Linked DNA regions of Homo sapiens: regions 2 and 3 are each linked to region 1. Evidence: read pairs that join two places in POLR2A ChIA-PET (ENCODE). Cell type or tissue: Panc1. All regions are shown on one strand. Links, peaks and the distances in the headings refer to the core of each region. The heading gives the core; the rest is flanking DNA. Region 1 holds the start of SELENBP1 (selenium binding protein 1). Region 2 overlaps POGZ (pogo transposable element derived with ZNF domain). Region 3 overlaps PIP5K1A (phosphatidylinositol-4-phosphate 5-kinase type 1 alpha).

Evidence for each region. ChIA-PET counts read pairs that join two places held together with the same protein. Peaks named below come from ENCODE experiments on the same cell type or tissue, not always from the same donor. Only the 100,000 strongest peaks of a DNase experiment are listed, where the experiment ranks them.
Region 2: POLR2A ChIA-PET joins it to region 1 with 8 read pairs; 10 of 35 experiments call an interaction of 5 or more read pairs at or near these places.
Region 3: POLR2A ChIA-PET joins it to region 1 with 5 read pairs; 8 of 35 experiments call an interaction of 5 or more read pairs at or near these places.

Annotation. Positions count from the first base shown.
Region 1 is chr1:151,372,504-151,381,060 of GRCh38, reverse strand. SELENBP1 (selenium binding protein 1) reads left to right here and starts at 8,356. Exons shown (of 12, transcript NM_003944.4): 1 at 8,356-8,423. The coding sequence starts at 8,420. RefSeq lists enhancers at 7,835-8,418, 8,419-8,557. In Panc1, for the core only: no CTCF peak of the experiment used is centred there; no DNase peak of the experiment used is centred there.
Region 2 is chr1:151,425,565-151,436,715 of GRCh38, reverse strand. It overlaps POGZ (pogo transposable element derived with ZNF domain), which reads left to right. Exons shown (of 19, transcript NM_015100.4): 4 at 5,875-6,050; 5 at 7,005-7,113; 6 at 8,303-8,593; 7 at 8,675-8,893. Among named protein-coding and RNA genes, the nearest start is that of POGZ, 28 kb to the left of the region's middle. In Panc1, for the core only: no CTCF peak of the experiment used is centred there; no DNase peak of the experiment used is centred there.
Region 3 is chr1:151,200,277-151,211,427 of GRCh38, reverse strand. The region is part of intron 1 of PIP5K1A (phosphatidylinositol-4-phosphate 5-kinase type 1 alpha); the gene reads right to left. Among named protein-coding and RNA genes, the nearest start is that of PIP5K1A, 7.3 kb to the right of the region's middle. RefSeq lists an enhancer at 1-163 and a silencer at 712-869. In Panc1, for the core only: no CTCF peak of the experiment used is centred there; no DNase peak of the experiment used is centred there.

The sequences.
Region 1 (8,557 bases), core at 2,992-7,991:
TCTCTTTCTTTATCCCTAAGTACTTCGAACAGTACCATGTATTTAATAAATGATAGCTGTTGTTATTTTATTATTACAGTTTGGGTATCCCTTATCCAAACTGCTTGGGACCAGAAGTGTTCCAGATTTCAGATTTTTTTCAGATTTTGGAATACATATATATATATTAAAATATCTTGGGGATGGGACCCAAGTCTAAACGCAAATTTATTTGTGTTTCATAAACACCTTATACACATAGCCTGAAGGTAACTTTATACAATATTTTAAATAATTTGTACATGAAACAAAGTCTTGACTGTGACCCAACACGTGAGGTCAGGCACGCAATTTGCTACCTGTGGTGTCACACTGGTGCTCAAAACATTTCAGATTTTGGAGCATTTTGGATTTCAGATTTTCAGATTAAGGATGCTCAACCTGTACCTATATCTTTTTTCTTTTTTTTTTTTTTTTTTAGACAGAGTCTCCCTCTGTCGCCCCAGGCTGCAATGCAGTGGTGCAATTTTGGCTCGCTGCAACCTCCACCTCCCAGGTTCAAGTGATTCTCCTGCCTCAGCCTCCCAAGTAGCTGGGATTGCAGGTGTGTGCCACCACGCCAGGCTAATTCTTATACTTTTAGTAGAGACAGGGTTTTGCCATGTTGGCCAGGCTGGTCTCGAACTCTTGACCTCAGGGGATCCACCTGCCTCAGCCTCCCAAAGTGCTGGGATTACAGGCGTGAGCCACCGCCTCAACCTGTACCTGTTTCTTGCCTACTTGTGCAGGTATTTCCATGGGATTGCATCCTTGAAGTGAAATTCCTAGGTAAAACAGTATGCACAGTTTAACTTTTGTGAGGTATTGACAAATTGTTTTTGTTAGTAAGGCACCAATTGACACTCTCATTAGTCCTAAATGAGTGGTCCCTTTGCCGCATAGTCTCACCAATACAAGATTTTAACCTTTAAATTTTTTGCCCATCTTATAGGCAAAAATGTTACTGTATTCTTTCACTGTTTCAATTGTTTACACATGTATTTCAAACTTAATATAAAATTTTAAAAATATGATTGATACATAATGTGAAAAATAAAAATTGCTCCCTGTAATCCAATTCTTGAGGTAACCACTGTTAGCTACATTTGGCATGATAAGGGAAGCTTTATCTCTACAAATCCTTTTCTTTAGGTTTTTTTTTTTTTTTTTAAGCGGAGTCTTGCTCTGTCGCCCAGGGTGGAGTGCAGTGGCACGATCTCAGCTCACTGCAACCTCCACCTCCCGGGTTCATGCCATTCTCCTGCCTCAGATTCCCAAGTAGCTGGGACTACAGGCGCCTGCCACCATGCCCGGCTAATTTTTTTTTTTTTTTTTTTTTTTGTATTTTTAGTAGAGATGGGGTTTCGCTGTGTTAGCCAGGATGGTCTCGATCTCCTGACCTCGTGATCCGCCCGCCTCGGCCTCCCCAAGTCCTGGAATTACAGGAGTGAGCCACCACGCCCGGCCTACTTTTTTTTTTTTTTGAGACAGCGTCTCACTCTGCCACCCAGACCAGAGTGCAGTGGTGCAATCACAGCTCACTGCAGCCTCGACCTCCAGGGCTTAAACAATCTTCCCACCTCAGCACACCTTCCCCACCCCCGAAGTAGCTAGGACTACAGGAGCCTGCCAGGCCTAAATTGTTTTAATTTTTTGTAGAGACGGTGTCTCATTATGTTGCCCAGGCTGGTCACAAACCCCTGGGCTCAAGCAATCTGCCTGCCTCAGCCTCCCAAAATACTGACATCAATCATAAGCCAAATCCTTTTCTATGAACGTATAGATGGATGAATAAATAAATAAATATAAATTTAACTAGTTAAAACTATATAGCTTAATTTTTATGTAGTTTTAATTAAAATGAGGCTGGGCACAGTGGCTCACACCTGTAATCCCAGTACTTTGAGAGGCTGAGGCAGGCAGATCAAGACCAGCCTGGCCAACATGGCGAAACCCCATCTCTACTAAAAATACAAAAAAATTAGCCTGGCTTGGTGGTACATGCCTGTAATCTCAGCTACTTGGGAGGCTGAGGCAGAAGAATTGTTTGAACCCGGGAGGCGGAGGTTGTAGTGAGCCAGGATGGCACCACTGCACTCCAGCCTGGGTGACAGAGCGAGACTCTTGTCTCAAAAAATAAAAAATAAAATGAAATGAGATTATACTTTCTGGTTTCCCCCACCCCTCCACCGTATTTATTGATATCCTTCTGTGTTGGTATATAGAAAACTACACATTAAGGTGCTTGGTGTTTCATACTATGGATGTTCCATAATATATTTCACCATTCTGCTATTGGTTGTTTCCAACCTTTCACTATTAAGAACATTGTTGCAATGAACATCCTATATTTATATATTTATATACTTATTGATTTCCATAAGGTAGATCACTAGAAGTGGATTTCCATTTAAAATGTTGCTAGATGTTGCTAAATTTCCTTCTAAAAATGTTCCACCATTTTATAGTCTTGCCAGTAGAATACAGGAGTGGTCCTTTTCCCCACACTCCTTCTGATCCTGAATATTATCAATCTTTTTATTTTTGAAAATCATATCTTTTTGTTGCTTTAACCAGCATTTCTCTAATGGCTAATGAGACCAGGTATGTTTTCTTATGGTTATTAGCCATTTATATTGTATTTTCATATCCTTGGAATGTTTTTCTTTGTGTAATTTATCTTTTTCCAATTGATTTGTTAAAGATTACTGTATATTGGGAACAGCTATTATTTTCAGTTTAAGCCTTTTTAAACTTTGGTTTCTGAGCACCTTTTGAAAAGGTGAGAAAGGAAATCTGGGGCTCCCATATCCCACATAGCACTTTTAGCATTCCTGCACATGGACGTGACCCTGAGGAGATTGTAAAGGAAACCAGCCGGGTGGATATGATGCAAAAGAGACAGCAGATCCAGGATGGGCAGTGAAGCCCCTGCCCGGGCCTCCTCCCAATTCCATGTAGACCTGAGGCCATGTCTCCCAAAGTCTCTGGCCTCCTGTCCTTCTGGGACACTGGGAGAAGGATCCCCTAACTTCTTCTCAGGCAGCATTCAGGTGCTGAGGTGAGAAAGTGGAGGCCTGGGCTCCGCAAAGAAGGGGATTTGTTTCTGCCCGTCCTGAGCCTTAGTAGAGAAACTGTGACTCAGGGATATGACCCCAGGGACCAAAGATTCTTCCTGCCCCCAAATGGAAGGGCTTTTATTTTCCTTTGGAAATTTTATTTCAAGTATTGTAACATGTTCAAAATAGAAGCTTTATTAGGGGTTTGATGGCTTAATTTGGGCCATTAACCAAGACTGATGTAATTCTTTCTTCTCAGGACTCTTAAATGAATGGGTGCTAGCCAAGTGGGCCTCGTAAAGGTGGAGATTATTGCATGAAAGCCATTTTATGGCTCTTGTCTCAGTTCTTCTGGAGCCAGGCTTGGCACAGGAGAAAGGCTGGAGAGAGGGTGTTGGTGATGGCAAGCGTCACCTGTGTCCTTGTAACCAAAGTTGCTGCTACCTCTTCCAGTCTGCATAATTGGTTTTCAAACCCACCTCATCTTTTCTTCTTGTGCATTAAATGTGTAACAAGATACATAATTTCTGTTCTAGTCAGACCCTTCTTTTTCCTTTCCTTTCCTTTTTTTTTTTTTAGGAGATGAGAGTCTTGCTATGTTGTCCTGTCTGGACTCAAACTCCTGGGCTTGAGTGATCCTCCCACCTCAGCCTCCTGAATAGCTGGGACCACAGGTAATTTTTTTTTCATAGAGACGGGGTCTCCCTATGTTGCTCAGGCTGGTCTTGAACTCCCTGGCTCAAGCAATCCTCTTGCCTCAGCCTTTCAAAGTGCTGGGATTACAGGAGTGAGCCACCATACCCAATTCAGAATTCCTATTTTAAAGAGATATATTCTGAAACATTAAAGCAATGTTTCAAAAAAATTCAGGGTGGAGGGAGGCTACAGGCTAGGAGGCATAACTGAAACAAAATGGCTTATAATTTTTTTTTTTTTTTTTTTAGATGGAGCCTCCTCTGTCGCCCAGGCTGGAGTGCAGTGGCATGATCACAGCTTGCTGCAGCTTCCACCTCCCAGGCTCAAGTGATCCTCCTCCTTAGCCTCCCGAGTAGCTGGGACTGCAGGTGCACACCACCACACCTGGCTCATTTTTGTAATTTTTGTAGAGAAAGTGTTTCACTATGTTGCCCAGGCTGGTCTTGAACTCCTGAGCTCAAGGGATCCACCTGCCTCAGCCTCCCAAAGTGCTAGAATTACAAGTGTGAGCCACCTCACTGTTTATTCTTCCTTCTCTTTAAGCAATAGAGGTAAGGAGTCAAGACGATAACATTTGCTTTTTAAACACCTTCTGTCCCCAACCTTAGCATCTCCCTGGATATGATAGGCCCCCAGCCACTCTTCAGTGCTGCCCACTGGGACACAGGCTTCTGATAAAACTGAGTGGCGCTGCAGTACTAGGAGCTTAAAGGGTTACCACTCCAGAGACATTCACTGTAGCCAGGAGGTGAGAAGAGGCCATCTGGTAGTAACACAAAGAAATAAACTGCTATTGGTGAAGTTTCAAGCATCAATGGCAGGCCAAAGGGAGGATATTTCTGAGTGGATTGGCAGTGAGGAGAAAGTCCTCCAAGTGGTTCTCAAATCATGCTTTTTATAGACAGCCCTGGCAGAGGGCATTAAAAAAAATTATTTCAGCCGGGCGCGGTGGCTCACGCCTGTAATCCCAGCACTTTGGGAGGCCGAGGCAGGCAGATCACGAGGTCAGGAGATAGAGACCATCCTGGCTAACACGGTGAAACCCCGTCTCTACTAAAAATATGAAAAATTAGCCAGGCGTGGTGGCAGGCACCTGTAGTCCCAGCTACTCGAGAGGCTGAGGCATGAGGATGGCGTGAACCTAGGACATGGAACATGCAGTGAGCCAAGACCTTGCCACTGCACTCCAGCCTGGGTGACAGAGTGACGTTCCGTCTCAAAAAAAAAAATTATTTCTCTTCTCTGAGCCATGTTATTACCCTGAGCAGCAGGCTTTGAACTCACTGTCATTCAGAAACAGTGCATTAAGTGTGGGCAACGGAGTGAATTGGGAAAACTCTGTTTCCTGAATGTAAGATGAAGAAAAAGGCATTTACAGGCCAGACACGGTGGCTCACACCTGTAATCCCAGCACTTTGGGAGGCCAATGCGGGTAGATCACAAGGTCAGGAGTTTGAGACCAGCCTGGCCATATGGTGAAACCCCATCTCTATTAAAAAGTACAAAAATTAGCTGGGCGTGGTAGCATGCGCCTGTAGTCCCAGCTACTCAGGAGGCTGAGGCAGGAGAATCACTGGAACCTGGGAGGCGGAGGTTGCAGTGAACAGAGATCACGCCACTGCACTCCAGCCTGGCGACAGAGGGAGACTCTGTCTCAAAAAAAAAAAAAGAAAAGAAAGAAAAAGAAAAAGGCATTTAACCTCTCCAGCTGTGCCATGGGCGGAACCTGAGCTAATTGTTAGTGTGTAGGGCCCGGCATGGCGCCCGTCACCTCTAGTAGCAGGTTCTCAGTAAACGCTACTCCCTTCACATCTCCTACACATCCCTGAGGGTATGGAGTTGGTCTGTTAATATAAGGAGAAATGAGCAGAACAGGGCTCTGAAACTCTACTTAGCTGGTGAAAACTCCAACCTCTCCAGCCAGTCCTGCCTCAGACCTCCATGGGCTGCTACCTTTATGCCTTACAGGCATTTTGTGCACGTTTGTGCTTTTTGGTTTGTTTGTTTTAGTTCTTTTGTACTGTTTGTTTGCATATAATTCTGTACCCATACATACCAAGCAACCCCACCTAATGCTGCATCACCCCTACATTACCCTACTCCTTCACAGCACTTATCTGAAGTGATTTTATTTATTTGTGTATTTGCATGATTATCAGTCATCTCCCCTAAAAAGTCATCTCCATGAAGGTAGCAACTTTGCCCTGTTCACCACTTTGTCTACCATATCTGGCTCAAAAGAGGTGCTCCAGAGGGAAGGATAGGCAGCTGGTTGGGAGAGCTGTAGCTCAAAAGGGACCGGGGCCAGTCCTTCTCCCCAGCATGGGCCCTCACTGTGGCCCTCACCTGCACTGCATGTGACCTTCCATCCTTCCTTTCATCTTCCTTATAGTTTTTCTTTTAATATATTTATTTGAGCTTTTAGTTACAAAAGCAGTACTTATTATTTTTTTAAAAATCCAAAATTAACTTTGGGAGACCAAGGCAGATCACTTGAGCCCAAGAGTCTGAGACCAGTCTGGGCAACATAGTGAGACCCCCCATCTCTACAAAAAAAATTTAAAAATTATCCAGGTCAGCCAGGCACGGTGTCTCAGGCCTGTAATCCCAGCACTTTGGGAGGCGGAGGTGGGTGGATCACTTGAGGTCAGGAGTTCGAGACCAGCCTGTCCAACATGGTGAAACCCCGTCTCTACTAAAAATACAAAAATGAGCCAGGTATGGTTGTGGGCACCTGTAGTCCCAGCTACTCGGGAGGCTGAGGCAGGAGAATCGCCCCTCTACCTTTACTGCCTCCCTCTGTAGCCCAGATTAGGATAACTTCCCCAACCACCTGCTGGCTGTAGAGCAAGAGTTCAGGGAGAAAACCACAGGCAGAGGTGAGGGGTGCCATGGAGTTGCTGCAGAGACCAGCCAGGTCAGAGCTCAGGAGCATGAAAGAGGTAGTCAATGACAGACCACAACAAACAAAATAACAGCCTTTTTTTTTTTAAGTTAATGACTCAATAATTTTTTATGAGAAGGTGGGGATAAAGTTTCTTTCTCTTTCAGATCTTGGGTGGTGGACTAACCCAAGCCAAGAAGCCGGAGAATAGAGAGGAGGCAGGAGATGGAGACCTCAGGAGGAGGAAGAGGGGAGGGCCAGAGGGAAGGGTGAAGGCAGGGTGAGTGGAGGTAGTCAGGACAGGAGGAAGCTGGCAAAGACAAGGAAGCAGCCTTCAGGGCCTTCCCCGTGGGGCAGCTGCACACACAAGACTCTCTTTGATGCCTGGCAGGCTGATGGCACAATGGTGAGGATAATAGATGCAGGATGGAGCCAAGAGGGGTTGAGTGGCGCTGGGGATAAGAGAAGACCCTTGCCCCGGGCAGCCACAGGGAGTCTTCCTTGATGGGCACATGATCCCTCACTGATGGGAGCCAGGAAGACAGATACCCAATGCACCAAGGCCCAATTTTGCTCCCCTTCCCCCACTCTGGTTTGGAAACCCTGTATTCTACTTGCAATCTCAAGCCCAGACTTTATTCTTTTTCCTAGCCAATAAAAACTTCACCCCAGAGCTTTTATCCAAAGAGTATGAATATCTGGAATAAGAGGGCAATCTTAGGGAAGAAGTGACCCTGGCTGATGGGCCCACAGTCCCGGGTGCCCCTAAATGCTAAGAGACAGGTCCAAATACAAAGACGAGCATTTGGAGACACAGGAACACATACGTGCGCAGGCTTACACAAGCACATGCACAGCCACATAGCCACACACTACACATACACAAGCACTTATGCACATGTCCACACAGGCGTAGATACTCTAGCAAGCACATACTCACAGAGGCGCGCACACACACACACACACACACACAGGCGTAGATACTCTGGTAGGCACATACAGAGGCGCGCACACACACACACGCACAAATACACACAAGCACACTCACAGGCACATTCACACACGTGGAAATTCACACACAGGCACAGATACACACTCATGCAGGCACGTGCACGAGCAACACGCAGGTATACAGGAACACACACATGCCCAGACACACAAATCCACACACACCCAGGCACCCACTAAAGAGCACGAGCTGGTCAGGGGCAGCGGCTCACACCTGTGATCCCAGCACTTTGGGAGGCCGACACGGGTGGATCACCTGAGGTCAGGAGTTTGAGACCAGCCTGGCCAACATGGTGAAATCCCTTCTCTACTAAAAATACAAAATTGCTGGGCATGGTGGTGGGTGCCTGTAATCCCAGCTACTCGGGAGGATGAGGCAGGAGAATCACTTGAACCCAGGAGGCAGAGGTTGCAGTGAGCCGAGATCGCACCACTGCACTCCAGCCTGGGCAAGAGTGAGACCCTGTCTCTAAATAAATAAATAAATAAATAAAGCACAGGCTCCCACACATACACACTTAAACACATACACGCACACCCCATAATTCAAACACCAGTTGCCCTAGGCCACTTGAGAGTATCCTGGCCAGCTGCCCTGAGTAGTTTACTCTGGGCTACAGCCCGGGCCCTCCTCCTTCTCTGCCCCACCCCCAGCTGGTTGTATAAATTCCCTCCCTTCGCTCCTTCCCCGGAACAGCGGCCTCTGACACCAGCACAGCAAACCCGCCGGGATCAAAGTGTACCAGTCGGCAGCATGGGTAAGGAGAGGGGTTTCCAATCACCCATTGCCTGCTCTGTCTGCCCCTAATTTGGAAGGCCCTCCTCCAGAAAATGCTAGAAAACCTGAGTGGGGAGCTGGGGAGGGAGTAGTGGACTCTGCTTCATTGTCCCC
Region 2 (11,151 bases), core at 5,660-10,659, 53 kb before region 1:
AATGGAATATTATTTGCCCATAAAAAGGAATGAAATACTGATACATTCTATAACATAGATGAACCTTGAAAACATAATGCTGAGAAAGAAGCCAGACATACAAAATTAGCCAGGTGTGGTGGTGCATGCCTGCAATCCCAGCTATTAGGGAGGCTGAGGCAGGAGAATCGTTTGCACTCGGGAGGCGGAGGTTGCTGTGAGCTGAGATCGCACCACTGCACTCCAGCCTGGGCAACAAGAGGAAAACTCTGTCTCAAAAAAAAGAAAGAAAAAAGAAGCCAGACACAAAAGGTCACATATTATATGATTCCATCTATATGAAATGTCTTGAATAGGCAAGTCCACAGAGAGAGAAATTAGATTCGTGGTTGCCAGGGGCTGGGAAGAGAAAAGAATGGGGAATAATTGCTAGGGGAAATGAGGTTTCTTTTGAGGGCGATGAATATGTTCTGGATCTAGGCCAGGCGCGGTGGCTCACGCCCGTAATCCTAGCACTTTGGGAAGCCAAGGCAGGCGGATCACCTGAGGTCAGGAGTTCGAGACCAGCCTGGCTAACATAGTGAAACCCTGTTTCTACTAAAAATATAAAAAACTAGCCGGGCATGGTGGCATGTGCCTGTAATCCCAGCTACTCGGGAGGCTGAAGCAGGAGAATTGCTTGAACCTGGGAGGCGGAGGTTACAGTGAGCCGAGATCACGCCACTGCACTCCAGCCTGGGCAACAAGAGCGAAACTCCATCTCAAAAAAAAAAAAAAAGAAAAGAAAATGTTCTGGAACTAAATAATGATGATGATGGTTGCACAGCCTTGGGAATATAAAAAAAAATCACTGAATTGTGTATTTTAAATGGGCAGTATGTGGATTATATCTCAAAGCTGGGTTTGGTTTTTTGTGTGTGTTTTGTTTTTAAGAAAGTATCAAGGCCAGGTGTGTGGCTTACACCTGTAATCCCAGCACTTTGGGAGGCCGAGGTGAGCAGAACATTTGAGGTCAGGAGTTCAAGACCAGCCTGACCAACATGGTGAAACCCCATCTCTACTAAAAATACAAAAAAATTAGGCGAGTGTGGTGGCATTTACCTGTAGTCCCAGCTACTTGGGAGGCTGAGGCAGGAGAATCGCTTGAACCTGAGAGGTGGAGGTTGCAGTGAGCTGAGATCACGTTACTGCACTCCAACTTGGGCTACAGAGCAAGACTCCATCTCAAAAAAAAAAAAGGAAAGTATCAGGAATAAAATTTTGGAATATTTTTACTATTCTGTTTGATGTTCTTTAGAATTTACTACTCAGTATTTTAAAATTATTCCTGTAGTTCTGACTCATCTTATGTTTGCACAGGAAAGAAACATTATGAGGTGAAATAAACTATTGCTTAATTCTGAGCTGTGAATGATGTGAATTTAATGTTATAAATTTCTTACAGTATAACTAATTATGGTTTTCAGTTCCTATTGTATTTAGCCCTCTATTTCTGGGCTTTAAGGGTATGGAAGTAAACTTAAAAGAATGAAGGAAGGCTGGGCGCAGTGGCTCACGCCTATAATCCTAGCACTTTGGGAGGCTTGAGGCGGGCAGATCGCCTGAGGTCAGAAGTTTGAGACTAGCATGGCCAAATAGTGAAACCCTGTCTCTGTTAAAAACTACAAAAATTAGCTGGGCATGGTGGTGGGCATCTGTATTCCTAGCTACTTGGGAGGCTGAGCAGAAGAACCACTTGAACCTAGGAGGCAGAGGTTGCAGTGAGCTGAGGTCATGCCATTCCAGCCTGGGTGACAGAGCAAAACTCCTTGTGAAAAAAAAAAAGAAAGAATGAAGGAAAAAAATCAAGAGAGAGCAAACTTAGAGGGAGAAAGTTAGTTGCATAATTCTTTGATTTATGTGCAAGGTGGGCAGATCACAAGGTCAGGAGATCAAGACCATCCTGGCCAACATGGTAAAACCCCGTCTCTACTAAAATACAAAAAAATGAGCTGGGCATGGTGGCATGTGCCTGTAGTCCCAGCTACTTGGGAGGCTGAGGCAGGGGAATCACTTGAACCCAGGAGGCAGAGGTTGCAGTGAGCCAAGATTGCACCATTGCACTCCACCCTGGTGACAGAGCAAGACTCTGTCTCAAAAAATAATGTGCTTGATACCATGTGATGTCTGAAGTATAGAAGAAAACTCATGGAATTAATTGTCACTGAGGTGGATTGTTTTATTTCATTTGTTTCTTAGGTTTTCTTTGTTTTGTTCAAGATGGGGTCTCACTTTGTCACCCAGGCTGGAGTGCAGTAGTGGCACGAACACAGCTGGCTCACTGCACCCTCCACCTCCCAGGCTCAAACGATCCTCCCACCTCGGCCCCCCAAGTAGCTGGGACTACAGGCACACACCACCATGCCTAGCTATTTTTCATTTTTTATTTTTGAGACTGAGACTCACACTGTTGCCCAGACTGGAGTGCAGTGGCACAATCTTGGCTCACTGAAGACCCCACCTGGGTTCAAGCAATTGTCATGCCTCAGTCACTCAGGTAGCTGGGATTACAGGTATATGCCACCATGCCCAGCTAACTTTTGTATTTTTAGTAGAGATGGGGGTTTCACCATGATGGCCAGGCTGGTCTCAAACTCTTGACCTCAAGTGATCTGCCTGCCTCGGCCTCCCAAAGTGCTGACATTATAGGCGTAAGCCACCACGCCTGGCCTTGTTTTGTTTTTGAGATGGGGGTCTCACTGTGTTGTCCAGGCTGGACTCGAACTCCTAGGCTCAAGTGATCCACCTGCTTCAGCCTCTCAAATAGCTGGGACTACGGGTGCATACCACTGCCCTAGTTTGGATAATCCTTTTAAAGGCTTTTTTTTTAAAGCACCAGAATTGTGATTGCCTGTTTCATCCTCTGGAAATAGAACCTTGTAAGACACTTGAATTGTCAGAATTCCTTTGAGCAAAGATTGCAGAAATCATTAAAATGCTTCTAAATAAGTAAGTATAATTTACCTAGTATGACTTTCCATAGTCTGGCTTTTGCTTTCCATTGCATTGTGAATCTAATCTGGTCTTAGAAAACCACTTTTTGATTGTACCATATTTTTGGGAAAATTCTTTTTTTTTTTTTTTTTTTTTTGAGACGGAATTTCGCTTATTGCTCAGACTGGAGTGCAGTGGCGCGATCTCGGCTCAATGCAACCTCTGCCTCCTGGGTTCAAGCAATACTCTTGCCTCAGCCTCCCGAGTAGCTGGGATTACAGGCATGCGCCACTACGCCTGGCTAGTTTTGTTATTTTTAGTAGAGACGGGATTTCTCCGTGTTGGTCAGGCTGGTCTCAAACTCCTGACTTCAGGTGATCCACCCACCTCAGCCTCCCAAAATGCTGGGATTACAGGCATGAGCCACCTTGCCCAGCCTTTTTGGAAAAATTCTAACAATCCACCAAAATTTAAACTTGACCCTGATATAAGAGAAAATATTTGCAGAAAATGCTGTTAAAATTCTTTATAATGGTATTTACGGGTTTCATGGAAACCTGGTCTGTCTTTAAGAGACTTGCTAATGCTGACTGATTTCCCATAAATGCAAAAAGCCTCCATCTTTCCCTTCTTGTATTTAATTGGGATGTTGAGCTAGTAATTATCTTAAGAATTTTTAGAATTAGGATAAATAAGAGATAATTTATTTTCTTTTGTCCTAGCAGTTAAAATAATGACTAAAAAATATAGACTTTTGCTTAGTCAATATTTTTCAACCATAAATTTCAAAAGGATAGAAAGAGATGGTTGGGGAACCTATAGATTAAAAGAGTTAGTTCATCAGTTGCACTTTGCAAACATTTTGTAACTGGATTCAGACAAATTACTTAAAAAATACAAGTAAATTTGAATTTTGACTGGGTATTTGATATTGAATAATTATTATAATGTTCAGGAGTTATGTTGGTATGATTCTTTTATCTTTTTTTGAAGTTCTTATGTAGAAGGTATATTTTGAAATACTTATAGATGATATGATCTAGAACTTGCTTTAAAGTGATATGGGAACTAGTAAGTATGTAGAAGGTATAGATGAAATAAGACTTGCCATACATTGATAATTATTGAAGCAGGGTGGTGGTTGCATAGGGGTTCACTATAGCGTTCCCTTTTTATGTATGTTTTAACTTCTCCATAATAAAACATTTAAAAATTTAAAAAACCCACCATAGATAAATTGCCAGTATAGTTTAACATGGATAGAACTTGCTGGAATTTTCTGTTTTATTTATCTATCTGCCTCTACAATCACTGGTCTTCTGGCTCAGTAACTGAGGGTCTAGTCTACTGATGAGCTCTCAGTTTCTGAGAGAGTATAAGATAAGCCACTGCTGGCCCATTAGTAGCCACCTACATACCTATTCCTTTGGTGGTCTAGCTTTGTAGTTAACTGTGGTGATATAACCTGCCAAGTGGAACATACATTTCAGAGGGGCCCATCCCATTCTGGTGATTTTGGGTAAAAAGTTGAGGCCATATTTTGCTTGACTCTTTGGTTTTTTGTTTCTTGTTGTTGTTGCTGTTGTTGTTGTTTTGAGACAGAGCCTTGCTCTGTCGCCCAGGCTGGAGTGCAGTGGCACAATGTTGGCTCACTGCAACCTCCGCCTCCCTGGTTCAAGCAATTCTCCTGCCTCAGCTTCCCAAGTAGCTGGAATTACAGGGATGCGCCACCATGCCTGGCTAATTGTTGTATTTTTAGTGGAGACAGCGTTTTGCTGTGTTGGCCAGGCTGGTCTTGAGCTCCTGGCCTCAAGTGATGTGCCTGCCTTGGCCTCCCAAAGTACTGGGATTAGAGGTGTGAGCCACCATGCCTGGCCTGCTTGACTCTTTGGCTTAGGTATATTGGCTCTCTGAAATTTTCTATCTGGTTTTGAGTATACTTTGTAAATCAGGAAACTTAGTATTGGTTTTTTCACCAAATGTCATGAAATAGGGGACTTAAAAATATTTATAAAATTTTTCACAAATGAAAAGAATTTAAGATATTTCAATAATAGCCCAGTTTATTAATATTTATTCATGAATGAATCATTATCTTCTGAAATCATGTCATTTTTACTTGGTGTGGGTTAGTTTTTGTCCAGGTCTTCTGATTATCACCCCTGATGACATAAAGAGAGGGCTACGGTAGGTAGCCTGTCAGTCTCTGGGTTCCCAGTGGTTGCTTAAAGAATCTTGCATTTCTCAGATTTAACTCACTAGGAAGAGAAACCATTCCTTAGATTCTGTGTGCTTGCTGAATTAATGTTTGTTGATGAATATTCTTTTTAAAAAATTAAGGGGGATTAGCTAACAAATTATCTTCTAATAAAATAGGTTTTACCTAGTTAAAATATGGAAAAAGACTTAACATATTTTGTTCTGCTGATTTGGTGGGGGAGATTATGTGTGGTCACTTAAATCATGAGAGTCAGGGTGCTAGCCACATAGAATTCTAATGTGTCTTTCATCCCCAGTGAAGACATATGGGTGAAGTGTTAGTGAACCTCCCCTACCCATCTGTTTTTCTGTTAGTTGTAGATTTGGGTGAAACTTAAATTTTTGGTGAGTTTGGTCACATTAAACCTGAGATGAGTGGCAGTCTTGGATATTTTGGCATATAGGACACCATTTCTGTTTCTAATAAAATGTGGATTTGTACTTGGGAGGCTGAGGTGGAAGAATCACCTGAGCCCAGGAACTTGAGGCTGCAGTGAGCCGTGACTGTGCCACTGTGCTCCAGCCTGGGTGACAGAGTGTGAGACCCTGTATCAAATAAAATAAAATAAAATAAAATAAAATAAAATAAAATAAAATAAAGTAAAATGTGGGTTTAACATTGTTTCTAACATTCCTTTTTTTTTTTCTTCCTTTACCCTTTAGCTGGCAATCCTTTGGTCCAGCAAGGTGGACAGCCACTCATCCTGACCCAGAATCCAGCCCCAGGTCTGGGCACAATGGTTACTCAACCAGTATTGAGGCCTGTTCAGGTCATGCAGAATGCCAATCATGTGACTAGTTCCCCTGTGGCCTCACAACCAATATTTATCACTACGCAGGTGAGTAGGACTCTGAATTCCAAGGTTGCTAGAGGAGAGAAAGACTATAAACCTCTGAAAACTCTGACTTAGGGTCTTTGGCGTCATTAGAAGTGGTTCTAAGTCTTGTCTTTTGACCTGGCTTTCTCTTTTACTGTTCTGTAATTTGATGCCAACTGTGGAAAGCCCAGCATAGTATGGCTGGGTAATATCTTCTTTAAACCCCTTAGAAGTTTATTAAGTGATTTGATTAAAGTCTAGGCAGAAATAGTGGGAAAACTTGAATTAGGAAGCCTTAACGCTTGGCTCTTGAGGCTTTTCACCCTTTGCGTGGACTGCTCCTCTTCACATGGGATGAATTAGTTAACTTTTGGAGATGTATGTATGTAATTGGTGGAGTTCATGGAGACCTTTGGGAGACAAGGAAGATGACTTATTTGATATATAATGTGTTGAATTGAAGTTGAAAGCCTAATTCTGAATATGGATTCTAAAGGCAAATGCTTCTCTTTGCCTGTGGCTTCCTGAGTTGTAAATTCTTATGAATTTGCCAAAGGTTTATGGCCTTTGAAGTAGACTTTGGGAACAATTTTTTAGGATTGTTTGTATGTTGAATCACTCCAGTGAACATTGCTCTTCCCCCTGCCCCCCACCCCCACTTCTGTTCATTTAGCACTTTAGGGAGCCAGTCTGTTGATGAGGTTTTTTTAAGCCGATGCTCTCTTAAGTCAGGAAATAGGTTTTCATTTTTGCTCATGTGTACCAAAGCTTGTTCTCTAATTTTGATATTTTGTCTCTCAAAAGTTTGCCAGAATTTCCTAAATTTTTCCCTCTCAGTCATTTGAAACCTCTAATTCTAGAGAAAGAACCATTAAGTAAGAGTATGGGAATTTTTTTTTGGATGTAGGTCATACTGCAATCTTTGTCAGTGTTAATTGGTCTCCATGTTAAAGATCATTTTGCTTTTTAATACAGGGATTTCCTGTAAGGAATGTCCGGCCTGTACAAAATGCAATGAATCAGGTTGGGATTGTGCTGAACGTACAGCAAGGCCAAACGGTTAGACCAATTACACTAGTTCCAGGTAAGGAAAAATGTCTATCCATTTGGAATAAACTGGCATCCAGAAGATTTGTTTTTATTGTTCTAAATATCCTAAGTCATTTAGTAAGTACATTTAAAGAAAATCTAAAAATATAAAAATATTAATGATTTAAGCCCAATTTTAAAAAATCTGCTTCTAACCTTTGGCCAGGGTGGTGGTTTTATTTATTTCTGTTTAGCTTTTCACCACCCTTCATCAAGTAGTAAAACAGAGTTTACAGTCATTTTTCTGTAACTGGTATTTAGTCAGCTATTAAGACTATGTTATTAATGCAAACTCATAAATTCTACACTCCTTACACATCTCCTCATTTGCACGGTGGGATTATAAACTTTGTTTTAATTTTATAGCATAGATTTTAGATATAAACAAATGACATTCCTTTTATGGATAAATACTGTCAATGACTAGATAGTTTTTTTTTTTAAGATTCTGCTAGATAGTTTTTTTTTTTTTTAAGATTCTGAGAAGGATAATTTTTTTAAAATCTTAGAATTTTCCATTGCTCTATTTAGCATGTATAAGTTTACTACAATTCAGACCAAAAAAGAGTATCTTAATTTAGCTATTTGTAAGGGTACCTCTGTAGCTTGTCTTCCTAAGGTTTTGTTTTTTGTTCTCGTAGCCCATAGGGGTTTAAGTCTGACCAGCTTACCCTGGCATTTCTTTATTTTTCTCAGTGGAATTGTCTACAGTTGAGCCAGGAGACATTCCTCTTTGGGACATCCTAGTAGAATGGCATAGTCTGTCTTCTGAGTTGATAGAAGAGGATGGAAGACTCCTTTAGTACTCTGAGAAAGACTGATTTCTTTTTTCAGGACCAGGTTTGCCATTTGGCCTATATACACCCATATTGCTTCCCACTCTTTTCTTCCAGTACCGAGGTCAAGCCACTGATTGTATTCTTAGAATTAAAAAGGCAGTGTGATAAGGTGTTTTAGGAGGAGTTGATGGGAGTCTTATTTAACTTAATGTTTTTAGGCTGCCCAGGTTATTTTGTCAACATGGACACCTTGTGCTTTCTTAGTCTTTAGAATCTATACTCCTCTTGGAAACCTCTGATGATCATCCATCAGTTTGGGGAAATAATCTTTCCAGTAAAGGCAGGGAGAATGTGTTATAGGTGAGCTCACTGACCAAGATCTGGTACTTTGTCTCTCTTTTAAAGCCCCAGGTACCCAGTTTGTTAAGCCGACAGTTGGAGTTCCACAAGTGTTCTCCCAGATGACCCCTGTGAGGCCAGGCTCCACAATGCCTGTGAGGCCCACCACCAACACCTTCACCACCGTCATCCCGGCCACTCTTACCATTCGAAGCACCGTCCCACAGTCCCAGTCCCAGCAGACCAAGTCCACTCCCAGCACTTCTACCACTCCCACTGCCACACAGCCAACCTCACTGGGGCAACTAGCTGTTCAGTCTCCAGGCCAGTCAAACCAGACCACGAATCCCAAGCTAGGTAAGGCTTCGGAAGAGGAGATGGCAGAGCCAGGTTGGGATGGTGGGTGGAGAACAGATGATTATCACTTGGTCACCGTAGCTCCCTCCTTCCCCTCTCCACCTGCAGTGAGCATTGCCAGCTTTGTCACTGTGAAGCGACCTGGTGTTACAGGCGAAAATAGCAATGAAGTGGCCAAATTGGTGAATACCCTTAACACCATCCCTTCCCTGGGCCAGAGTCCTGGGCCAGTGGTGGTGTCCAACAACAGCTCTGCTCATGGCTCTCAAAGAACCAGCGGACCTGAGTCTTCAATGAAAGGTACAATAACCTGAAAGACTCTGAGCAGCCAGTCATTCAAAAACATTAATAAAGTGTTTGTTGTATCAGAGCTTTATACTCAGAAATAGAAAAATAAAATAAAATACAGCTGCTGTAGTTTGTTCTTACAGAAACTTTAGTAAGGAGAAAGCCACTTACAAAAAGTGTAACTGAATCAGCTCCAAGAAATTATGTGTGTAATTGTGCTTTGGAGATTAGTGAAATTGATTGATTAAAGATGGGTGAGATAATGAAAGATAACTTCATGGAAGAGATGGATTTCTGAGCAAGGTTTTAAAGTTAGGATTTGGTAGAGAGATCTTCAGGTTGAGAATGATGAGCATGAGGGTTTTCAGTGGTCTAGAGCAGGGGTCGGCAAATGTTTTCTGTAAAGGGCCTAGTAGTAAAGTTGTAGGCTTTGTGCACAATATATAGCCTCTGTTGCAGCTATTAACTGTGCTGTTGTGGTGGGGAAGCAGCCACAGATACATAAACGAATGAGCATGGCTGTGCTCCACTAAAAACTATTTATGGACTCTGAAATTTAAGTTTCATAAAATTTTCATGTGTCGAAAAGTTTTATTCTTTTATTTCAACCATTTAAAAATAAAAACCGCAAGGTATAGTGGCTCACACCTCATCCCAGCATTATGGGAGGCCAAGACGGGAGGATCACTTGAGCCTAGGAGTTTGAGACCAGCCTGGGCAACATGGTGAGATCCCATCTCTACAAAAAAAAAAAAAAAAAAGATTAGCCAGGCGTGGTGGTGTATGTCTGCAGTCCTCGCTACTCAGAAGTCTGAGGTGAGAGGATGGCTTGGGCTTGAACCCAGAAGGTTGAGCCTGCAGTGAGCCATGAGCATGCCACTGCAACAGAACGACACCCTGTCTCAAAAAAAGTAAAAACCTTTAAAACATGGTGTTGGGAAAACTAGATATCCATGTCCAAAAGAAGTTGGATCTTACCTTACAATAAATACAAAAATTAACTCAAAATGGATCAAAGACCTAAATGAACTAAAACTATAAGACTCTTAGAAAAATTATAGGACAAAAAGCTTCATGATACTGGATTTGACAGTGATTACTATTTCTTGGATATGACACCAAAAGCATACGCAAGAAAAGAAAAAATGAGTAAATTAAATTATATCAAAATTTAAAACTTTTGTGCAGGACGTTGTCAACACAGTGAAAAGGGAAGCCACAGAATGGGAGAAAATATTTGCAAATTATGTATCTAATAAGGGGTTAATATCCAGAATATATAAAGAATTTGTGCAGTTCAACAACAAAAAAACTCCCAAACAACCTTTTTAAAAAATAGACAAAGGACTCGCTGGTCGTGGTGGTTCATGCCTGTAATCCCAGCACTTTGAGAGGCCAAGGCAGGTGGATCACGAGGTCAGGAGTCCAAGACCAGCCTGACCAATAATGGTGAAACCCCGTCTATACTAAAAATACAAAAATTAGCCAGGCGTGGTGGTGTGTGCCTGTATTCCCAGCTGCTCGGGAGGCTGAGACACAAGAATTGCTTGAACCTGGAAGGCAGAGGTTGTGGTGAGTCGAGATTGTGCCACTGCACTCCAGTCTGGGCAACAGAGAAAGACCCCATCTCAAAAAAAAAAAAAAAAGTAGGAAAGTAGGCAAAGGACTGAATAGACCTTTCTCCAAAGAAAGTTATTGCCAATAAGCTCATGAAAAGGTGCTCAGTGTTATTAATCATTATGGAAATGCAAATCAAAACCACAATGAGGTACCGTCTCACTCCCATTAGGATGGCTACTATCAAAGAACCATAAAATAACAAATATTGTTGAGGATGTGGAGAAAGCAGAACCCTTACGCACTGTTGGTGGAAATGTAAAATTATGCAGCCACTTTGGAAACAGTATGGTGGTTCCTCAAAAAGTTAAAAATGATAGAATTGTTGTATGCTCCAGGAATTCCATTCTATACCCAAAAGAATTGAAAGCAGGGACTAGAACAGGTATTTGTACACCTATGTTCATTGCAACATTATTCACAATAGCTGAAAGGTGAAAGCAACACAGAGGTCCATCAACTGATAAAGGGATAAATAAAATGTGGTATTCACATACAATGGTATATTGTTCAGGCTTAAGAAAGGAAATTCTGCTACAACATGTGCTGCAACATGGTTGAACCTTGAGGACATTATGTTAAAGTGAAATAGGCTAGTCACAAAAGGACAAGTACCATATGATTCCACTTACTTGAGGTACCTAGAGTAGTCA
Region 3 (11,151 bases), core at 3,833-8,832, 170 kb after region 1:
CTGCAGCCTCAACCTCTCAGGTTCAAGTGATTCTCCCCTCAGACTCCAGAGTAGCTGGGACTACAGGCACACATCGCCATGCCCAGCTAATTTTTATATTTTTTGTAGAGACAGGGTTTCACTATGTTACCCAGGCTGGTTTCAAACTCCTGAGCTCAAGCAATCTGCCTGCCTCAGCCCCCCAAAGTGCTGGGACTACAGGTGGAAACCACTGTGCCCAAATAATTCTGAAATGAGTTCTCCTCACTCTAGTGTGTGGAACAAAACAGAGTTGGCCTTAATAGCACAGCCTCTCCCTGCACTTTCAGAGCAGAAGCATTTCTGTCAGAGATGCAATGACATCATCTACTGATGAGAAACCAAGAAGCAGTGTGTGACTGACTCTAATGTTTGAAATAAACATATAATTTGGGGACACTAAAGGCTAGCCAGATATGCATTCCTCAGACAACTGGAGTTTTGCCCAAACAGGTCATAGGGAAACAATCCCTGAGGTCCAATTTAATTGCCTACCAACACTACTACATAAATATGTCAATAAGCCCGGGCACAATGGCTCATGACTGTAATCCCAGCACTTTGGGAGGCTGAGGCAGGTAGATCACCTGAGGTCAGGAGATCAAAACCAGCCTGGTCAACATGGCAAAACCCGTCTCTACTAAAAATACAAAAAAATTAGCCGGGCATGGTGGCGCACACCTGTAATCCCGACTACTCGGGAGGCTGAGGCAGGAGAATCACTTGAACCCAGGAGACGGGAGGCTGCAGTGAGCCCAGATCATGCCACTACACTCCAGCCTGGGCAACAGAGCGAGACTCCATCTCAAAAAATATATATGTATGTCAATAGTTCCTACATAGAGCACAAAGAGATAAGCAGCTTTTTTGGAATTAAAATGCTAACTCTCAGTGGACTTTTGGTTGATAAAGATGGAGCGCCACACCAAGCAGGGTGGCTCATGCCTGTAATTCCAGCACTTTGAGAGGCTGAGACAGGAGGATCGCTTTAGGCCAGGAGTTTGAGATCGACTGAGCAATATGATGAGACTGTCTCTACTTAAGAAAAAAAAAAAAACAGCAGTGTGGTGGCCCATGCCTGTAATCCTGAGTAGGCTGAGGTGGGAGGATCACTTCAGCCCAGGAGTTTGAGGCTACAGTGAGCTATCATCATGCCATTGCACACCACCCTGGATGACAGAGTGAGATCCAGTCTCGAGGAAAAAAAAAAGTGGGGGGGCCGGGGAGGGCGGGCGCAGTGGCTCACACCTGTAATCCCAGCACTTTGGGAGGCGGAAGCAGGCAGATCACCTGAGGTCAGGAGTTCGAGACCAACCTGGCTAACATGGCAAAACCCCGTCTCTACTGAAAATACAAAAATTAGCCAGACACGGTGGCGGGCACCTATAATCCCAGCTACTCGAGAGGCAGAGGCACAAGAATCTCTTGAACCCAGGAGGCAGAGATTGCAGTGAGCTAAGATTGCACCACTGCACATCAATCAGCCTGGGCAACAGAGCAAGACTCCATCTCAGAAAAAAGAAAGAAAAAAAAATGCAGGCTAGTCGTGGTGACTCACGCCTGTAACTCCAGCATTTTGGAAGGCTGAGGTGGGCAGATCACGAGGTTAGGATTAGGAGTTCAAGACCAGCCTGGCCAACATGGTGAAACCCCGTCTCTACTAACAATACAGGCGGGGCACGGTGGCTCACACCTGTAATCCCAGCACTTTGGGAGGCTGAGGTGGGCGGATCACCTGAGGTCAGGAGTTCAAGACCAGCCTGACCAACATGGAGAAACCCCATCTCTACCAAAAATACAAAATTAGCCAGGTATGGTGGCGCATACCTGTAATCCCAGCTACTCAGGAGGCTGAGACAGGAGAATTGCTTGAACCTGGGAGGCAGAGGTTGCGGTGAGCAGAGATCATGCCATTGCACTCCAGCCTGGGCGACAAGAGCAAAACTCCATCTCAAAAAAAAAAAAAAAAAAATTAGCCAGGCATGGTGGCACGCGCCTGTAATCCCAGCTACTAGAGAGGCTAAGGCAGAATTGCTTGAACCCAGGAGGCGGAGGTTGCAGTGAGATGGCATCGTGCCACTGCACTCCAGCCTGGGCGACAGAGCAAGACTCTGTCTTGGGCGGGGGAAAGAAAAAAAGCAAGATCCCTTACAATATAATAGAACAAAAACAAAATCTACCCAGTTATTTGCTGGATTATCTGAGGCAATCTCTCTGGTCCTAGTTAACTTGGAATACTGAAAGACACTCTATACGCCTGCAGGTGGGAGACACAAATTGTTCTTCAACTGAAAATACTCTTGAAATGTCAACCTGCCTCCTGAGAAGTACTGCTGAACACATAGCTCTAAGGAAGTGTGTTCAAAAAAAAAAAAAGCGGCCAGGCGCAGTGGCTCACGCCTGTAATCCCAGCACCTTGGGAGGCCGAGGCAGGCAGATCACCAGGTCAGAAGATCGAGACCATCCTGGCTAACACGGTGAAACACCCCCACCAAAAAAAATACAAAAAGTTAGCCGGGCGTGGTAGCAGGCGCCTGTAGTCCCAGCTACTCGGGAGGCTGAGGCAAGAGAATGGCGTGAACCCAGGAGGCGGAGCTTGCAGTCAGCCGAGATTGCACCAGTGCACCCCAGCCTGGGCAACAGAGCAAGACTCCGTCTCCAAAAAAAAAAAAAAAAAAAAAAAAAAAAAAGCGTACCATTACAACATCCTTAATAATGACTGGATCAAGCAAATTAAGAAAACCAAGCCACGGCCGGACGCAGTGGCTCACACTTGTAATCCCAGCACTTTGGGAGGCTGAGGCAGGTGGATGCCAAAGTCAGGAGTTCGAGACCAGCCTGACCAACATGGTGAAACCCCGTCTCTACTAAAAATACAAAAATTAGCTGGGCGTGGTGGTGTGCGCCTGTAATCCCAGATACTCAGGAGGCTGAGGCAGGGGAATCGCTTGAAAGCGGGAAGTGGAGCTTGCAGTGACCCAAGATTGCACCACTGCACTCCAGCCTAGGCGACAGAGTGAGACTCCATCTCCAAAAAAAAAAAAAAAAGAAAAGAAAACCAAGCCACATTTCAGAGAAAAGCTAAATTTTGTTTCTTAGCTGGTGTAAATTTTTCCTAACGCTCTTCTAGGAAACAGTCAGAAGTGCAAGGATGTCCCTAGAAACAAAAGCTTGAAAGCAATTTGATCTACCAGTCCTGGGGTCACCTCAGCTAATAGCCAATTAAAAGCAGTATATCAAAGAATGAGCCAGCTGGGCCCGGTGGCTCACACCTGTAATCCCAGCACTTTGGGAGGCCAAGGCAGGTGGATCAGCTGAAGTTAGGAGTTCGAGAACAGCCTGACCCAACATGGAGAAACCCCATTTCTACTAAAAATACAAAAATTAGCCAGGCGTGGTGGCATGTGCCTGTAATCCCAGCTACTAGGGAAGCAGGGGAATCACTTGAACTCAGGAGGAGGAGGATGCAGTGAGCCAAGATCGCACCACTGCACTCCAGACTGGGCAGCAAGAGCGAAACTCTGTCTCAAAAAAAAAAAAAAGAAGGAGCAACATATTTATTAAGATTAATCTTGATGGCCAGGTGTGGTGCCTCATGCCCGTAATCATCCCAGCACTTTGGGAGGCCGATGCAGGCAGATCACGAGGTCAGGAGTTCAAGACCAGCCTGGCCAGCATGGTGAAACCCTGACTCTGCTAAAAATACAAAAATTAGCCAGGCGTGGTGGCGTGCGCCTGTAATCCCAGCTACTTGGGAGGCTGAGGAAGCAGAATCACTTGAACCTGGAAGACAGAGGTCACAGTGAGCCGAGATCACGCCACTGCACTCCAGCCTGAGGGACAGAGCGAGACTCCATCTCAAAAAAAAAAAAAAAGATTAATCTTGGTAACATACAGCCTTTATGCAACATCTTTACCTCAGTTTCCTAATTTGGAAAATGAGGGAGTTAAATTAAAATAACTCTACATTTCCCTCTAGTCAACTTTTGCTTCTAATCCTACAAACAAGTTTCATGGTTCTCAGACCTCAAATATGTATCCCTTGGCACAAAAACGTTCTTTGAAATTAAGAAAAAAATCCAAGTCCTTCCTTAAAAGACTTGGGTTTCCTGAATAAGCTACCCATGGCCAAGAGGCACTTGAAATTTTTGGCAGATAGCCACCTTCCAATTTTATTTCCAAATCTGGTTCTATCTTGAAACAGCAATGAATTCTGCTGGATTAAAATGAACATATTTCAGACCAGGCGCGGTGGCTCACGCCTGTAATCCCAGCACTTTGGGAGGCCAAGGCGGGCAGATCACTTGAGGTCAGGAGTTCAAGATCAGCCTGGCCAACATGGTGAAACCTCATCTCTACTAAAAATACAAAAATTAGCTAGGCATGTTGGTGTGTACCTGTAATCCCAGCTACTAGGGAGGCTAAGACAGGAGAATCGCTTGAACCCAGCAGGCGAAGGTTGCAGTGAGGGTCGCCTGAGGTCAGAAGTTCGAGACCAGCCTGGCGAACATGGCGAAACCCCGTCTCTACTAAAAATACAAAAATAGCCGGGAAGGTGGCTCACGCCTATAATCCCAGCACTTTGGGAGGCTGAGGTGGGCAGATCACCTGAGGTCAGGGGTTAGAGACCAGCCTGGCCAGCATGGTGAAACCCTGTCTCTACTGAAAGTACAAAAATTAGCCGGATGTGGTGGCACGTGCCTGTAGTCCCAGCTTCTTGGGAGGCTGAGGCTGGTGAATCGCTTCAACCCGGGAGGTGGAGGTTGCAGAGAGCTGAGATCCCACCACTGCACTCCAGCCTGGGCAAAAGAGTGAAACTCCGCCTCAAAAAACAAAACAAAACAAAACAAAAAAAGTATTAATATACTCTAATTAAATATCCTAAAAACAAACAAACAAGAACAAAAAACCCTCTTCTCATTCCCTCTCGCCAACTTCCTTTGCTCACCTCCCCTTTGCCCACCCCCAACCAATATCTCTAATCTTTTTGGACAGCTTATTCTGGATTACTTCCATATTGCTCAGTTAAGTATACAAGGTAAATAATAAGAATATGCTGAACTCCCTACAACAGACCTACCTTCCTCTCTTTTTGCCAATGTCTTCCTCAGATTCCAACAAGAGAGATTTTCCAGGAATTAGATATTTGTAAATTAATACATACTGAATACAACCATTACAAATAAACAGACTGAAATTTCACAGGAGAATAAAGAAAAATGGAGACAGTTTAAAAAGATGGAGGGGTTGAGGGAAAAAAGTTCACTTCAAATAGAAAACAGTAAAAGAATAAAAGCTTGTAGGAGATATGAACAAAACAGGATAAACATATGTCGAAATTAAATTCTCTGTTTAGATGGGAAAGGGCAGAGAAGTGAGGTGCAATAGGGGAAACGGGCTTCTTAGGGTTTCCTCTAGGAAACACCATCGGTGTTTCATTCAGTCTCTCTGGGCTGGGTATGGAGCACAGAAAAACAAAGATTCCCTCTCTACCTGGCCATCAGGAAAGAGTATATTCTTGAAGTACACTTTTGTCCTTGATCAAGGAAACCCAGTAAAAAGAAGAAAGAAAAATAAACTGATAAGTTTTCTTGTTCCCTTTTCTTTTTTTTGAGACGGAGTCTTGCTCTGTTGCCCTGGCTGGAGTGCAGTAGTGCACTCTAAGCTCACTGCAACCTCCGCCTCCTGGGTTCAAGTGATTCTCTTGACTCAGCCTCCCTAGCAGCTGGGATTACACGAGCACGCCACCACGTCTGACTAATTTTTGTATTTTTTGTAGAGACAGGGTTTCGCCAGGCTGGTCTGGAACTCCTGACCTCAGGTGATCCACCTGCCTTGGCCTCCCAAAGTGCTGGCATTACAGGCGTGAGTCACCATGCCCGGCTCTTGTTCCCTTCTTTACGTCAAGTAAGAATGCTCCAAAATTCTAGGAGAGAGGCCGGGCAGTAGCTCACGCCTGTAATCTCAGAACTTTGGGAAGCCAAGGCAGGAGGATCGCTTGAGGCCAGGAGTTCAAGGCCAGCCTGGCCAACATGGGGAAACCCCGCCTCTACTAAAAATACAAAAATTATCTGGGCGTGGTGGCGCACGCCTGTGATCCTAGTGACCTAGGAGGCTGAGGCAGGAGAATCGCTTGAACCTGGGAGGCAAGGGCTGCAGTGAGCCAAGATCGCACCACTGCACTACACTGGTCTGTAGCCTGGGCGACAGAGCAAGACTCTGTCTCAAAAAAATAATAAATAACATTCTAGGAGAGAACAATTTAAAGGATAAAATTACCACCTTCCCTCTCCCCAGTTTGCTAGCTGGCCTGGTATTATCTCTGTTGTTCACTTCACAGGCTATAGTTTCCACTTTATTATCCAAGAAAAACAGGCTAATAAAATATTTAATAGCTATTAGGTAGCACATATTTGAGCAAAGGTATTAATCAGAAGAGTTTTAAATTAACCTAAAAAAGCCCACAGACATTAATAAGCAAAACGTACTATTTTGATATTCAACGCTAACGTGTAAGTACACATTATCAATTAATATCAGAAACTGGATACCTATTAGACTAGTTAATTATAACTGACAATGGGCTTGAGTGTCATGGCAGAAATAAATCGATCAGAAGCAATGACATTCTGATGTCAGTTTTCTGGCAGAATATACCAAGGTGACAAAAGGAAAAAGGGGTGGGTGGAAAGTGTCAAAATCCCTATGGAGAGTAAACAGAAAAATATCTCCCTATTTATAAAATATCAACCAAAATGGCACCTGGTGATATTCTGACATTGTATTCTATGTTTGCATTTCTAAATTTCAGTTTATCATTCAACATGATCTAAACTGCTTTACTTTTCACTAAGAGGAAGAACTAGGAAAGAAATCAGCCTACAAATGGCTTACACTGTACACAACAGAACACAGATCAAAAAAACATCCACAGGCCGGGCGTGGCGGCTCACGCCTGTAATACCAGCACTTTGGGAGGCTGAAGTGGGCAGATCACCTGAGATCAGGAGTTTGAGACTAGCCTGGCCAACATGGCGAAACCCCGTCTCTACTAAAAATACAAAAATTAGCCGGGCGTGTTGGCGGGTGCCTGTAATCCCACCTACTCAGGAGGCAGAGGCAGGAGAATCACTCAAACCCCAGAGGCAGAGGTTACAGTGAGCCGAGATCGCGCCATTGCACTCCAACCAGGGCAACAAGAGCGAAACTCCATCTCAAAAAAATATATATATATATCAACAATAATCCCTACTACTGGAGTTAACAGATTACTGCAGGTTACAGGTAGGGCTCTGCTGGGAAGAACAAAGCAATCAGAATCACAGACTGATGAAGCTGTCCCTACTATAAAAGTCCCAAGCAAAAATGCTCCAATACTGTATCCTCTGGATCTCCCTGAGCCGTTAAGGGGGAGAAAAAGTCAGGTAAGCAGCTGTAAAGTTATGTCTAAATCATTTGTGCACATGATAAAATCATATAGGTGAGCGATGACCATTTTAAAAATGTTCTAGTCTGAAGCAAAAGGAACTACACAGCTCATGATTATCTAGGGTTTAAGTGCTTTTCTTTTTTCTTTTTTTTTTTTTTGAGACAGAGTCTCACTCTGTCTCCAGGATGGAGTACAGTGGCGTGATCTCAGCTCACTGCAACCCGCGCCTCCTGGGTTCCAGCAATTCTCCTGCCTCAGCCTTCCGAGTAGCTGGGACTACAGGAGTGTGCCACCATGACTAGCTAATTTTTGTATTTTTAGTAGAGACGGGGTTTCACCACGTTGGTTAGGATGGTCTCCATCTCTTGAGCTTGTGATCCGCCCACCTCGGCCTCCCAAAGTGCTGGGATTACAGGCGTGAGCTACTGCTCCTGGCCTTTTTTTTTTTTTTGAGATGGAGTTTCACTCTTGTCCCCCAGGCTGGAATGCAATGGTGTGATCTTGACTCATTGCAACCTCTGTCCCCCGGGTTCAAGCAATTCTCCTGCCTCAGCCTCCTGAGTAGCTGGGATTACAGGTGCCTGCCACCACACCCGGCTAATTTTTGTATTTTTAGCAGAGACAGGGTTTCACCATGTTGGCCAGGCTGGTCTCAAACTCCTGACCTCAGGTGATCCGCCTGCCTTGGCCTCCCAAAGTGCTGAGAATATAGGTGTGAGCCATTGTACCCAGCCTCAAGTGCTTTTCCTTGAGGAAGTCACACATGATTTTACTCCACAACTCTTATTTCATAGGAGCAGTGTACACCTTAGTATCCTATCCCTTCTAACCCAACCACTAACTTCAAATCAAGCCTCCAAGACAGAAATTCTTTACTCTCCTCATGGTGGTAAAAAGGGCATAAAGTAAGGCCAGCGGCGGCGGCTAAAGCCTGTATGTACCTCAGCACTTTGCAAGGCTGAGGCGAGAGGATCACCTGAGGTCAGGAGTTTGAGACCAGCCTGACTAACATGGTGAAATCTGATCTCTACTAAAATACAAAAATTAGCCAGACGTGGCAGGTGCCTGTAATCTCAGTTACTTGGGAAGCTGAAGCAGGAGAATCGCTTGAACTCTAGAGGCTGAGGCTGCAGTGAGCCAAGATTGCTCCACCGCACTCCAGCCTGGGCGACAGAGAGAGACTCCCTCTCAAAAAAAAAAAAAGACTTTACTGGCAGGGCATGGTGGCTCACGCCTGTAATCCCAGCACTATGGGAGCCCGAGATGGGTGGATCACCTGAGGTCAGGAGTTTGAGACCAGCCTGGCCAACATGGTGAAACCCTGTCTCTACTAAAATACAAAAATTAGTCAGATGTGGTGGCAGGTGCCTGTAATCTGTTACTTGGGAGGCTGAGCAGGCAACTCGCTTGAACCCGGGAGGCTGAGGCTGCAATGAGCCAAGATCACCCCACTGCACTCCAGCCTGGGTGACAAGAGCAAGAGTCCACCTAAAAAAAGAGAAAAAAGATTTTATTTGCGATTGGAAGAGAGTGTTTCTTTGTCTGCATGGTACCAGAGGAATTAGGAAGTTGGCAGGAACAAGTGATGGTTTATGATTTCCTGAATTGTTAAAGGCTAGAAGGCTGGCCCTGTAGAAATTCAAGAAGTGTGCGTGTCAACCACCCTAAAACCATTTACTGTTCTTAGCTGTTTAGCTGAACTCCACTTAAGTTTTGGTGAAACTCTGAAATCCTAAAGGACAATGTTCTCTGACAATGCTGAAAATGGATATAAAACAAAAATGTCATAGCCAAGGACATATTGACAGTTTTTGATAAGCCACTCACAACTTCTAGGCACTCCCAATCTTCTGGCATTTAAATTGGGAAGGAGAGGTTATTTAGGAGAGTTTGTTCCCTGCCAATATTAAAGATAGTTTCACCATTAAGCTGTCAGCTTTTACACTGTTGACAAGTGAAATACACAGAGTAAAGCAAACCATAAGCTCTAAGAGATGTTTAACTACTTTTGCTATTGGAGCAATTACCATGTTTGGATTTGGTGGAGGCCATTATAATCTTTCCATAGTCCATCAAGAGCTTGAAATTTAGCCACTTTTTGCCCCCTTTTTTTTGTTTTGAGACAGAGTCTTGCTCTGTCACCCAGACTGGAGTGCAGTGGTGTGATCTCGGCTCACTGCAACCTCTGCCTCCCGGGTTCAAGCAATTCTCCTGACTCAGCCTCCTAAGTAGCTGGGATTACAGGCCTGCGCCAACATGCCTGGCTAATTTTTTTGTATTTTTTAGTAGAGATGGGGTTTCACCATGTTGGCCAGGCTGGTCTCGAACTCCTGACCTTGCGATATGCCTGTAATCCCAGCATTTTTGGAGGCCGAAGTGGGCGGATTACTTGAGGTCAGGAGTTCAAGACTAGTCTGGCTGACATGATGAAACCCCATCACTACTAAAAACACAAAAAAATAAAATAGCCAGGCATGATGGCACATGCCTGTATTCCCAGCTACTTGGGAGACTGAGTCAGGAGACTCATTCGAAGCTGGGAGGCAGAGGTTGCAGTAAGCCAAGATGGCACCACTGCACTCCAGCCTGGGTGACAGAATGATACTCTGTCTCAAAAAAAAAACCACAAAAACATTTATACAATCTGTATTATTAACTGTTAGTGAGAGGATCTGACAGAAAACATAAAGACCTACAAAAATACCAAAGAGTACAAAGCAAACACCTGACTTAATAGTTGAGAAGTTTGTTTATGGACCATACACAACCCTTCTTCTTTCTGGGTTGGGGATTAGAGGGGAAGCAGGTTTCAAATTAAGGAGCTACTCTATTAAAAATAAAAACCCAGGTGGGGCACGGTGGCTCACGCCTATAATCCCAGCACTTTGGGAAGCCAAGGCGGGCGGATCACAGGGTCAGGAGATCGAGACCATCCTGGCTAACACGGTGAAACCCCGTCTCTACTAAAAATACAAAAAACAAAATTAGCCAGGCGTGGTGGTGGGCGCCTGTAGTCCCAGCTACTCGGGAGGCTGAGGCAAAAGAATGGCGTGAACCCGGGAGGCAGAGCTTGCAGTGAGCCGAGATGGCCCCACTGCACTCCAGCCTGGGCGACAGAGCGAGACTCCGTCTCAAAAATAAATAAATAAATAAATAAATAAATAAATACCCTGTCACTTTTACTTTATCCTATTTCATGCTTATAATGCAGCATGAGTTGTTCTGGTCCCCTAATACTTTTATAGGAAAGGTAAAAAATCCCCTCTCAACAAACTAAAAATAGAGATTTATTAAAAATAAATAAAACTGCAGCTTATTAAGAAGATATGTGTGACTAGATATTTCAGCATCTGAGCTGGAATGTGAAAGGTGGAAGGAACCCTATTCAGCAAATTCTAAACAGCAAAAACGCAACACCAGGCCTGAGGAAATACCAAAATCTCAAGCAAAGCATCCAACATCTGGCAGCGTCTATTCCAGTGTAGAAGCAGCAGTTACTGTGAAACACCAGACACTTCTGATGGAAGCGCTCAGTTTCTGACTCACCTCCCGCCCCCCCACCCGACACACATACACACACTTTCTCCCCTACACACAATCTACTGCTTTTCTTGTGAGCCTCCTCAGCCCTCCCTCAATCTTCATTCGTTTTTAACTATTAATACGCTGAGCTCTCTACATTAACCTGGCTCCATTCTCCAAAT